Regions from separate parts of the Mus musculus genome. Here region 2 is linked to region 1. Evidence: chromatin loops called from intact Hi-C (ENCODE). Cell type or tissue: heart. All regions are shown on one strand. Links, peaks and the distances in the headings refer to the core of each region. The heading gives the core; the rest is flanking DNA.

Region 1 (5,991 bases), core at 1,573-4,072:
TCCTGCCTGGGCTTTGGGGAGAAAACTAAAGGAGCCTTTTAGGAAGAGGTCTGGCCTCAGGCCTAAGGGGTAGAGAGCTCTAAGTTCTCAGCTACTATCATGCACAGGAGTGTGGGTACCGATCCTGAGAGGGGCGCCCGCCTGCATGGATGGAGTACCGACTTTCCCACATGAAGTACAGGGGGATTGCTACTGCTCTGCTCTGCCCACTCATATCCTCAGCCATGTCAGCTCATCCTCTGATGTACCTATGGCTGTTCCCCAGGCAGTCTCAGCACCCAGTAAAAGGCTCAGTGGCTGCCGAGAACACCCTACCTATGTGCTCAACAGATTTTCCCGAAAGCATCCCCACAAACTTGTGACGTTGGCCCTCGGTAGCTCTAGCTCCTGCTCTGTGTCTTCTCTGTACAGCTGGATCAGAATGGGACTCACTGGGAGACTCCAGCTGATGGGACCATCAGCCCACAGGCAGGAGTTCTTGATCAGTTCTGTTTCAGCTTAGAGAATCGTAAGGTGGTGGTGGTCGAACCCGTCTGCCTGGGGCTGACCTTGAAGGAAGAAGTCTGCCAATAATGGAGGTTTTTAGAATCATTTAGGTGCGTGTTGGAACAATTCATTCATGCCAGGGTGTTCCTCAGGGCCAGTGGAGTAGAAGAATTTTGTGTTCAAGGTGGGTGGGGAGATGATAATTCAAGAGAGAGTTTTCTGCAGGAATCTTAGAACATAGAACATGACTGTGGGGGGGTCTTGATTCTGTAAGAGGGCAGTAGATTATTCTGCAGCTCCCACACTTACGGAACCCCCGGATCCCTGCTTGTCACATGTTCTGGGACCTTATACTTCTTCCAAGTACATGGTGGGAAAGAACCCAGGAGGTGGGCGGGCTCTCTCTGCAAAACCCAGACCCACCCCTTCCTGTTTTCTGCAACAACAGACCTCACTTCCTATGGCCTCAGTCTCCCTGTCTGTGAAATACAAATAATAATGTTCATTGCTGTATATAATGTATGCCAGCTATATCATTACATATCATTACAGCTCCCTCTAGTAAGAATATAACCCCCCCCACACACACACACACATACACATGTATGCATCCCTAAAGGTTTGATCCTTTTGAACTAGGAAAATGATACTGAGGTCTTAACCTGGGGGAATTCTCAACAGTTTCCAGCTTTAACAACCTGTGTAGTCATCGTGGCCACAGAGTCATCACTAAGATTGAAATGTTGACTTTGACTAAAGGGGAAAGACCAGTGGGAAGAAAGATTCTGTTATCCAACCAGTTTGAGCAAGTTGAAGTAGAAAATGTCAAGTTATGATACTGTGTGACAGGAGACAGCAAACATTTAAAACCCAGGTGTCTTAGATAATGCTGCGACAGGCAGAAGATGGTGGGTCATCCTTGTCTAGGAAGGCTGAGGAGAAAGCCACATGAGCAGGGGCTCACATAAAGAAGGCAACAGTTCCTTTATTCAAAGCAGTGATACAGAGCATGCATTGGGTGAAAGGGACACTTCTGTATTCTGCTGGTTCACAGGCAAACAGGGCTGGATTGTAAACAGGCTAATGAAAAACAACCTGTGGAATCCCGGAGAACTCAAGAGTTAGGTCAGCAGTCTCAGATTGGAAGGCATGTCTTCAGGGCTGGGCTGGAGCTCCATGGAGCACAGTGTGTGTGTGTGTGTGTGTGTGTGTGTGTGTGTGTGTGTGTGTGTGTGTGTGTGTGTGTACACGCCTGTACATGCATGGGCACGCACTCAACACAGGAGGGACTCAGGGAAGCTGCGAATGAGTGATCCCCACCATGTAGAAACGGGATGCTTAGCTGCCTGCCCCTCCACACACAGACCCTTGGTGATCACAGACAGTGACTACTGCAAATTCCTCATGCCAGTCGCCCTCCCTTACTGGCCGTCCCCCTTTTCCACACCCCCTCCAATGGTCCAGAGCTCGTGGTCTTAGTAACAGAGGACTTCTGACTGTAATCCTAGCGCGTCACTTTGTTGAAGGCAAACACGTGGTTTGGGGAGCACATATAAAACTCTGCTCCGGGCAGAATCGTGATGTTATCTGCTGGCAGCAGGTTTGCTCGGAGCAGAGCTGCTGAAACTGCCGGCAGGAGAGCGAGTGGGAGAGAAAGAGAGAAGGCGCTGAGAGCTGAGCTCTGGGGCAGGCGTCAGGGATGGAGAGAAGTATTAGGGTTTAAAGAGCCATTCTGGAGCAACCCATCTGCGGAGAGAAGGATCGGCAGAGGTCTATTTTAGGGTCGCAAGTACCTACTTACCCTAAGCGAGAAAGTGCAACCTTGGTGGAAGCTAGGAGAAGCTAGGGAAGGGTGCGAGTCCCGGGGCAGCCCGCAGCCAACGCGCCCAGGAGGCGGTGTTGTTCCACAGGGGTTAAGGAGGTGGCCGATCGCTGTCGCCCTTGGCCGCCTGGAGCAAGAAAAGGAGGATCTGAAGGACCGAGCTGGAGGCTGGCCCTCTTTGCAGGCAGCAGCGGCGGCTGCAACGTGGAGCGACCCAGCCGGGTGTAGGCCACAGCGCGGCCGGCAGGAGCGGGATCCTCGCCGCCTGCTCCGGCCTCTGTGGATCTCCGGGGCGGACAGTATCCCACCGAGTCTCCGAGTGAGCCGCTCCGGGGCGCATCTGCCTCCCCGCGGCTCGCCAGGCTCGCCCTCGGCGCGCGCGCACGCACGCGCGCACACGCGCACACATCCACACGCACACTCATCCACACACGTGTGGAAGGCAGGGCCGAGCCGCTCGGTCTTTGAACTTCTCAGTTAGAGCCCGGCGCAGCCCCGGCCGCCGCTCAGCGCTCCCCGCGGCCCTGCGTGCCTCCTGCCAGCCCCCGGACCTTCTCGTCTCGTCCCTTTTGGCCGGAGGATCGGAGTTCAGATCAGCCACTCCGCACCGAGCCTGACACACTGAACTCCATTTCTTCCTCTTAAGTTTATTTCTACTTCAGAGCCACTCACCCTCTCCCTTCCAGGAGAAAAAAAAAACAAACCTTTCTTACTCCTTAAAGTGAGAGATTCCCCCCCCACCCCGCCCCAGCATCGCATATTAATATCTCCACGTTGGGAACGCGTTGCATTTTCTTTTTTAAAGGAATCCCAGCCAGGGACGTTTTTCTATTGGGCATTAACTTTCGACTGCTTTGCAAAAGTTTCGTATTAAAAACAACTCTACCTGACCGCTCTGAGAATTACTAGTTTCTTTTTTATATATATTTTTTCTTACTTTAAATAACAACATCAACGTTTCTTCCTTTTAAAAACATGCACTACTGTGTGCTGAGCACCTTTTTGCTCCTGCATCTGGTCCCGGTGGCGCTCAGTCTGTCTACCTGCAGCACCCTCGACATGGATCAGTTTATGCGCAAGAGGATCGAGGCCATCCGCGGGCAGATCCTGAGCAAGCTGAAGCTCACCAGCCCCCCGGAAGACTATCCGGAGCCGGATGAGGTCCCCCCGGAGGTGATTTCCATCTACAACAGTACCAGGGACTTACTGCAGGAGAAGGCAAGCCGGAGGGCAGCCGCCTGCGAGCGCGAGCGGAGCGACGAGGAGTACTACGCCAAGGAGGTTTATAAAATCGACATGCCGTCCCACCTCCCCTCCGAAAGTAAGTACAGTTTCCGTGGTTTTCGACTTTTCCATCCCCGAGTCTAAGGTTGGCCCGGAGCTCCTCAGATCCACAGCAGCCTTAGGCGTTCGCCCTTTCCTCTCCCAGTCCCCGGGTCCTGATCGCTTCGTTTCCGTTCTGTCCTTCGTCCCTTCCACTGCCTTTCCAGTCGTGGGATGGAGAGGGATCCACAGGCTTGCAAACCTTCAACTTCTGTTTTATTTATTTATTTCTCCATAACTCCCTACCCACAAATGCCCCAGACCTTTTAAAAGATGTTTGCATTTCTCCTCTCCCCTGGTCTACCAACTAGCAAATCAGCTCCCTTCTGTCAAAAGAAAAGCGCTTCCCGGGATGACTTATGCTAAGAGACCAAGGTAGACTTTGTTTTCTTTGCCGGGTTGGCATGCAGTGGGGGTGGGGGTGTCCTCCAACTGGTACACAAAGAGTTAAAAAAAGTGCTTCCAAACTAGCCTTCTCAAAGGCGCCCCCCTTCCCTGCTGACCTATCTGGGGACTCCCCAAACCTTTGCTATTGTCTCTCACTCCCCTAAGAATGTCAGCATCAGCAACACCAAGCTGGATTTCGGGCGCACGGGGTGGGGGTCACTCAAAACCCTTAAATCCTCCGGGGGGTCATTTATTGCTCTCTCTGGGTGTTTTTACTCTCAGTCTTCTTGCAGAGCCGCATTGCCAAGTCCCCTTTTGACCTCACGTGGACAGTTAGAAAGAATAAATAAGGTTCTAACTGGGCTCAACTAGGTTTCACTTCCCGTTTTTTCTAGGTAGTCCTCGCTAGCCTGGGAGCAGGTCGTTTTTTCTTAGGGGGATTCTCCATGATCTTTTTCAACCTTGAACTCTGTGTCCCGGCACTTTCACAAGCAGCAGGGTCTTCTGTGTGTTCTGAAATCGAAGATGGGAAAGACAGCTATTTAAAAAAAAATATATATATATATATATTTCCCCGTTTCGCTGGGAGCAATAGCTTCAGAAACAGCTGGCATACAGTAGCAGCGATTTATTGTGGAGCCTTGTGGGGGAAGGGGAGAGTACAGTTAGTGTAGATTTGTTTCAGAGTTCTTTAAAAAGGGGGTGGGGAGGGAGGGAGGGAGGGAGGGAGGGAGAGAGAGAGAGAGAGAGAGAGAGAGAGAGAGAGAGAGAGAGAGAATTTTGCAGCAGCAACAGCACTGAGTGATACCTGAGAGGGTTAAGCACCAGGAAGAAACACTAAAAGAAAGAGAAAAAAAAAAAACTTCAGCATCCCTGTGTTCCAAGTCCCTGTCGTAAACTTCTCATTGGCTGCTCTGTTCTCTCCTCCCCTTTCATGCCCTATATCCTTGCTGGCTGCCTTTGTGAAGTCTCTGTGTCTTGCCTAAATAGATAACGCAGCCATCTTGGTAATTTTATCCCAGAAGTCAGAATTGCAGGGAGGTGCTTTTCTCTCCTAATATTTATTTTTAGTTTGACGAGCCATAGCTGTCTGACTTGCCGCGTCTTGCACTTGGTGCCCTCAGAGCGTTGGTCTACCCATGTGTCTAACCACACTCTTTCTGGTCACTTCTCTTACCCTGTAGTGTTCTCTTGTTGTTTAGTGCCGTAACAGATGCAGGGAACCCTGGCCAGCAGGACGGTTTTATTATTATAGTTACGGCCCTATCCACTACAGTGGATGCGTACAGTCCGCCCTGTTTATTGCTCCTGGGAAATAAGGATTTCTATCTGGGGTGGAGCCACAGTGATGCTAGGGAAGGGAGTTCATTGTAATTAGTCCAGAGCCACTGGGGCTGAGGGACGGCTTGACTCAGTTAGTTTTCTCCCACATACGTGTGTTGATTCTGCAGATGTTTGGGCTGACAGACAGGCATGTGATCCGGGGCTGAATAACTCCTTCTTCGGTGTTTACATGCCAAAGCTCAGATTAGCTGTCAGGAAGTCTGCAAAGAGGACAAAGATCCAATCTCACATTGCATAGGTGTGCAGGGAGCAGGCCACCAGGGGAAGTGCTTCAGTCCAATGGATGAAGGTGAGCAGAGAAGGGACAACCCCAGAACCAAGGTCATGAGCAGGTTAGAAGAACCGCCCAGGTTTTATGGAGGATGTGAGGGTATCAATAACATCGATATGTGGACTCTTCTGTATCCCACTCCTGAACCTCCGATTAAATGAAAACCTAAGTATGCTTACACACACACACACACTATACATACACACACACACATACTATACACACACACACACACACACACACACACATACACACATGTACTATCATTTTTACGTGAAAACTAGAGATTTAAGAAGATTGTGTTCAGTGTAGAAGCTTAGGAGTAGAAAGGTATATTAATAGCAGCGGATTCAACACA
Region 2 (4,414 bases), core at 861-3,360, 73 kb after region 1:
GAGTAAGCTATATACTGTTACTCAATAGCACAGAAAAGATGCAAATTACCATATGACGATACACTAATACAGGAAACCTACTAGGAGAAAAATTCAAAGCAGAACGGTGCATTCTGGTCATACTCTGAACTGTTGTCCAACAAGGGGGGCGAGCGGGTGAAGTCTTTCCTCTATGGTTTTGTCCTTCTTATTCCATACTGCACACATTTTGCCCTTTATTCTTAGTTGGATAAGTTGTATCTTAATCATCCAAGACAGGCTCTTATCCCTAGAGACTCAACGGATGCTACGCTGTGTCTTCATTATTTATGTCAGCCTCCACTACATATGCATTCTGCAGCATCAAGATTTATTATGATCTTGTTCGAAGATTTTTTTGCTTGATTATTGAATTCTTTCTACTTTATGAAAAAGGGTCGTGACCCCACAGTTCCACTCTGACTGTCATAACAAAGTGGGAAAATGGCTCTAGGGTGGGGAGGGCTTTGAATCCTTTCTGATTTTCCATTTGCTTAATCTACTTTACAGGAATCTTTGGAGGATTAAATTAAACTAAGTAGTGTGTGTTAAGCCCAGAGCCCATTGTACTCAGCCTTCAAGTCACAGGCATTCATTTTCTTTAACTGGTAAAAAGAACCTCTTGCCTATTGCAGGATCGTGATTGCCCCACATTCTTCCCCTTAGTTGGTTCGTCCATGGGGGCAAGCCTGGAGGGCGAGTTTGTCTAAAGTTCACGAGGACACCCGAGCACATAAATGTATAGATGGGGTTTCTTTCTTCCCTGCCCTTTCTTTCCCTTCCTCTCCCTCTTTCCTTCCCTTCCCTTCTTTCTAATTTTTTCTTCTCTTCTCCATCCTTCCCTCCCCTCTTCTTTATTGCTTTATTTCCCTTTATAGATTTTTTTCTCCTTCCTTCCTTCCTTCCTTCCTTTCTCCCTCCCTCCCTCCCTCCCTCCCTCCCTCCCTCCCTCCCTTCCTTCCTTCCTTCCTTCCTTCCTTCCTTCCTCTTTCCTTCTTTCTTTGTTTCTCCCTCCTCCCTTCTTAATCTTCCCTCCATCCTTCCCTCCCTCCCTCCCTCCTTCCTCCTCCCCTCCCTCCATCCTTCCTTCTTTTCTTCTTTTGGTATGTTGGGGCTCTAACTCAGGGCCTTGTGGATGCTAGGTAAGCCCTCCCCCTGTAAGCTACTGCCCCAGCTCTTGCTACTTTCTTCACCATACTTTATCAATTCTGGGGTTGAATCTACACTAACCCCAAATATTCTGGAAGCATTTATTCCCATGTTACCCGAAACAAATTGTGGCTGTGGGGGGAAATGCACAACCAACTAGTTGGAAGGTAACGTGTTTTGGTTTTATTGTTTACCAGGGAATGGATATAGATAGCTACCAGGTGTCTAGAGTAGTTGTTGACGCAGTAGAGTACTACACTTTGAAATGATGTCAAGTTGGTGGCATGGCCCCATGACCTGAAGAAGCTTATGGATTTACTAGAGGGACCAAGTATGAAACACCCTCAAAATTAGATTGAGTACTAGGAAGACATGTATAAAATACTGTGCTCTGAGCCCCTATGCACTACTGAAAGACAATCCACTGCAGTGGACTTTGGATTCGCTAGCGCCCTGGGAGACTCAGGGTCATAGTTTAGTTCACAAAACAAAGTCACAGACTTCATAGCATAAAATGGTGGGTTCTCAGAGAGCTTCTGTCAGCAAAGTAAAATAATGGTTGTCACTTTTCTTCTGATGTCAGACTTTATGGTTGTCTTTATGGATGTCATCTTTATCAGAACACACCATGAATTGAGTAGTTATAGTTTACAAAGCAAAGACCTGGTGTTATGTTCTCATGCACATGACATGGTTGTCGGGATGACAGTGCACGAGTCCAGACTCAGAGCCCAGTATCGATAATGACTCAGAATAACACGAGTGGTTAGGGTTTGGTCATGCAGCCAGCTGAGTGCTTTTTCCTGCTCTTTTTTTCTCTCTAGATCCTTAAATCCAAAGACTTAACATCTCCCACCCAGCGCTACATCGATAGCAAGGTTGTGAAAACCAGAGCGGAGGGTGAATGGCTCTCCTTCGACGTGACAGACGCTGTGCAGGAGTGGCTTCACCACAAAGGTTACAAAGAACCTTCTTTCTCTCTCCCTAAATGTGGCCCCCACAGCTTGTGAACTGTTCTCAGACATAGACATGCGTACAAATGACTCCCTAACTTAATGTTTTCCAGACAGGAACCTGGGGTTTAAAATAAGTTTACACTGCCCCTGCTGTACCTTCGTGCCGTCTAATAATTACATCATCCCGAATAAAAGCGAAGAGCTCGAGGCGAGATTTGCAGGTAACTGAAGCTTGGTTGTTACTGTGAGAATCTCTTCAGGGTAGGGGAGAAGTGTGATAAAGTCAATTTGCTTGTGAAAATCGTGTTGTTTGGTGAGGTGTGGGAACTCTCATTTATTTGAGCAATGATTTCCTTAGCAGTGGATAGAAGAAAGCAGAAAGCGGGCCTGAAGAAATGGCTCAATGGTTAAGATCGGAGTTTAGTTCCTAGAACCCACACCAGAGAGCTCAAAACTGCTTACAGCGCCTGCTCCAGGGCAATCTGCTGACTTCTGACTTCCTGTGGCACCTGTACTCAAGTGCACACACCAACGCACATACATAGTTAAGAAATAAAATAACGGCATTTTCTTTTAAGGAGGAAGGGTTGGGAGAAAAGAATAGACTCCAATTTTTCACTGCTTCATACCTAGTGATGAACCTAGCTAGTTAACCCTGTGAACTAGCAGCCAGTTAAGTCTGTTTTTCTTCACTTAAGCGAATCAACTTGCCATCTGCCGAGATGAGTAGGCAGCAAGGATTCCAGAGAATTCATTTCTAAGCAAAACTTCAAGCATCAACAAATACATTTCACTCAAGAAGAGTGTTGCCTCACTCCTCAGCTTCTGTAACTCACCCTCTAGGTGTGGGGACATACTGCCTTTAGCTAGCTTGTACCCGTCATTGCGAGTGCCTTCCCTTCCAGATTTCTGTAGCAGCTAGAAGCACAGACTGAGACCTCTATTTCCCCTGCTCATCTTTAAGTTGAACTCATCAAAACCCAGAGTGAATAAAGATGCTGAGGGTCCAAGTCACTTGGCTTATTAGGCAGTGAGTTGTTGGTTGGCGAGGTGAAAGAGAAGTCCCTGCCCACACACTGCTGTGGCATCTGCCTACGTCCCCTCATGACCCCACCTGGGACCTCCATCCACTTTAAAAATCCTCAGTGCCCCCTTGGTCATGGAAAAACACTCCCAGAGGTGTAGAGATTTATTTCGGTCTCTAGACCAGCCACGATTCTCCTGAGTGGAGATTAAATGCTTAAACTGGCAGCCTCTCGAGCATGCTGTGGGGAGCTCGGATTTCTAAATCTCAGATGGAATCAGAAAAGTGTGGAGGATGCCATAAAATAAATGAAAAAGCTCTTTCTGCACAGCTTCCCAAAATAGCATTAGGTAAGGGTGACTCCTGTTTCACCTAAACCCAGTCCATGGCCGTTCAGCTAAGCCTCAGTTTATGCTCATTAGGGAAGTCTTCTGAGTAGAGCAGTCTCAGGAAGAGAGGGAACCAGCGGGCGACAAGGCATGCTCTATGGCCGTGTGTTCTGTTGCTGAGAGCTCGCACACAGCCCACACTGAAGATGGACTAAAATAAACTGCCTAGCTTGCCCTTGGACCATAGGTCAAAGACTTCTTGTGTAGTGACTTTTCCCAGTAGCAGTCCTGTCTTCAACACAGCACCACCTTTGGACAAGAGGCCCATTTAGATGTGTTCCTTGTCATTTGTGGGCAGCCCGTTGTGCCATATCTGCTGCTGTGGGGAATGGTGGTAGCCAGTTAATGAGGCTGTGGTAGTCGTCGCTGCCGTTTGTGACCATATACAGGGGTGGAGGGACTATATTATAAAAATATTGCTGCTTATGTTTGATAAAGGTAAAGCTAAATGTTTATTACCCAAATGCATTTTTTCAAGGTATTGATGGCACCTCTACATATGCCAGTGGTGATCAGAAAACTATAAAGTCCACTAGGAAAAAAACCAGTGGGAAGACCCCACATCTCCTGCTAATGTTGTTGCCCTCCTACAGACTGGAGTCACAACAGTCCAGCCGGCGGAAGAAGCGCGCTTTGGATGCTGCCTACTGCTTTAGGTAAAGGAGTGAAAATAAAAACCCGTGTCTGAGTCTGCTGGCTCTCGCCTTGCCTTTGCTTTCTCTTCCGTACATTATTGACCTGAGCTGAAGTCACTGCTTACGGCCAGGTGTAGAGGACGGTCGAGCTTTTGGCTCTTGTAAGAACATTCTTCCCCAGGGCTTTCTAAAAATATTTTATTTATTTATTTTTATTAAAATGTAATTATAGTACATGATTTC

What was found. Hi-C counts contacts between places; a loop is a spot of excess contacts. Peaks named below come from ENCODE experiments on the same cell type or tissue, not always from the same donor. Only the 100,000 strongest peaks of a DNase experiment are listed, where the experiment ranks them.
Region 2: a loop joins it to region 1, with 2.3 times the contacts of the local background. A loop is called at or near these places in 3 of 42 quality-filtered maps.

Annotation. Positions count from the first base shown.
Region 1 is chr1:186,702,067-186,708,057 of GRCm38, reverse strand. Tgfb2 (transforming growth factor, beta 2) reads left to right here and starts at 2,069. Exons shown (of 7, transcript NM_009367.4): 1 at 2,069-3,629. The coding sequence starts at 3,284. It overlaps Gm35655 (a long non-coding RNA gene), which reads right to left. Exons shown (of 2, transcript XR_373811.4): 1 at 4,827-5,991; 2 at 4,255-4,531. In heart, for the core only: CTCF peaks have their summits at 2,546 and 3,541; DNase peaks (open chromatin) are centred at 1,977, 2,617 and 3,517; H3K4me3 peaks cover 2,500 bases; H3K27ac peaks cover 2,500 bases.
Region 2 is chr1:186,630,388-186,634,801 of GRCm38, reverse strand. Tgfb2 (transforming growth factor, beta 2) reads left to right here. Exons shown (of 7, transcript NM_009367.4): 3 at 1,992-2,124; 4 at 2,234-2,344; 5 at 4,015-4,192. Among named protein-coding and RNA genes, the nearest start is that of Gm26169, 44 kb to the left of the region's middle. In heart, for the core only: no CTCF peak of the experiment used is centred there; no DNase peak of the experiment used is centred there; H3K27ac peaks cover 653 bases.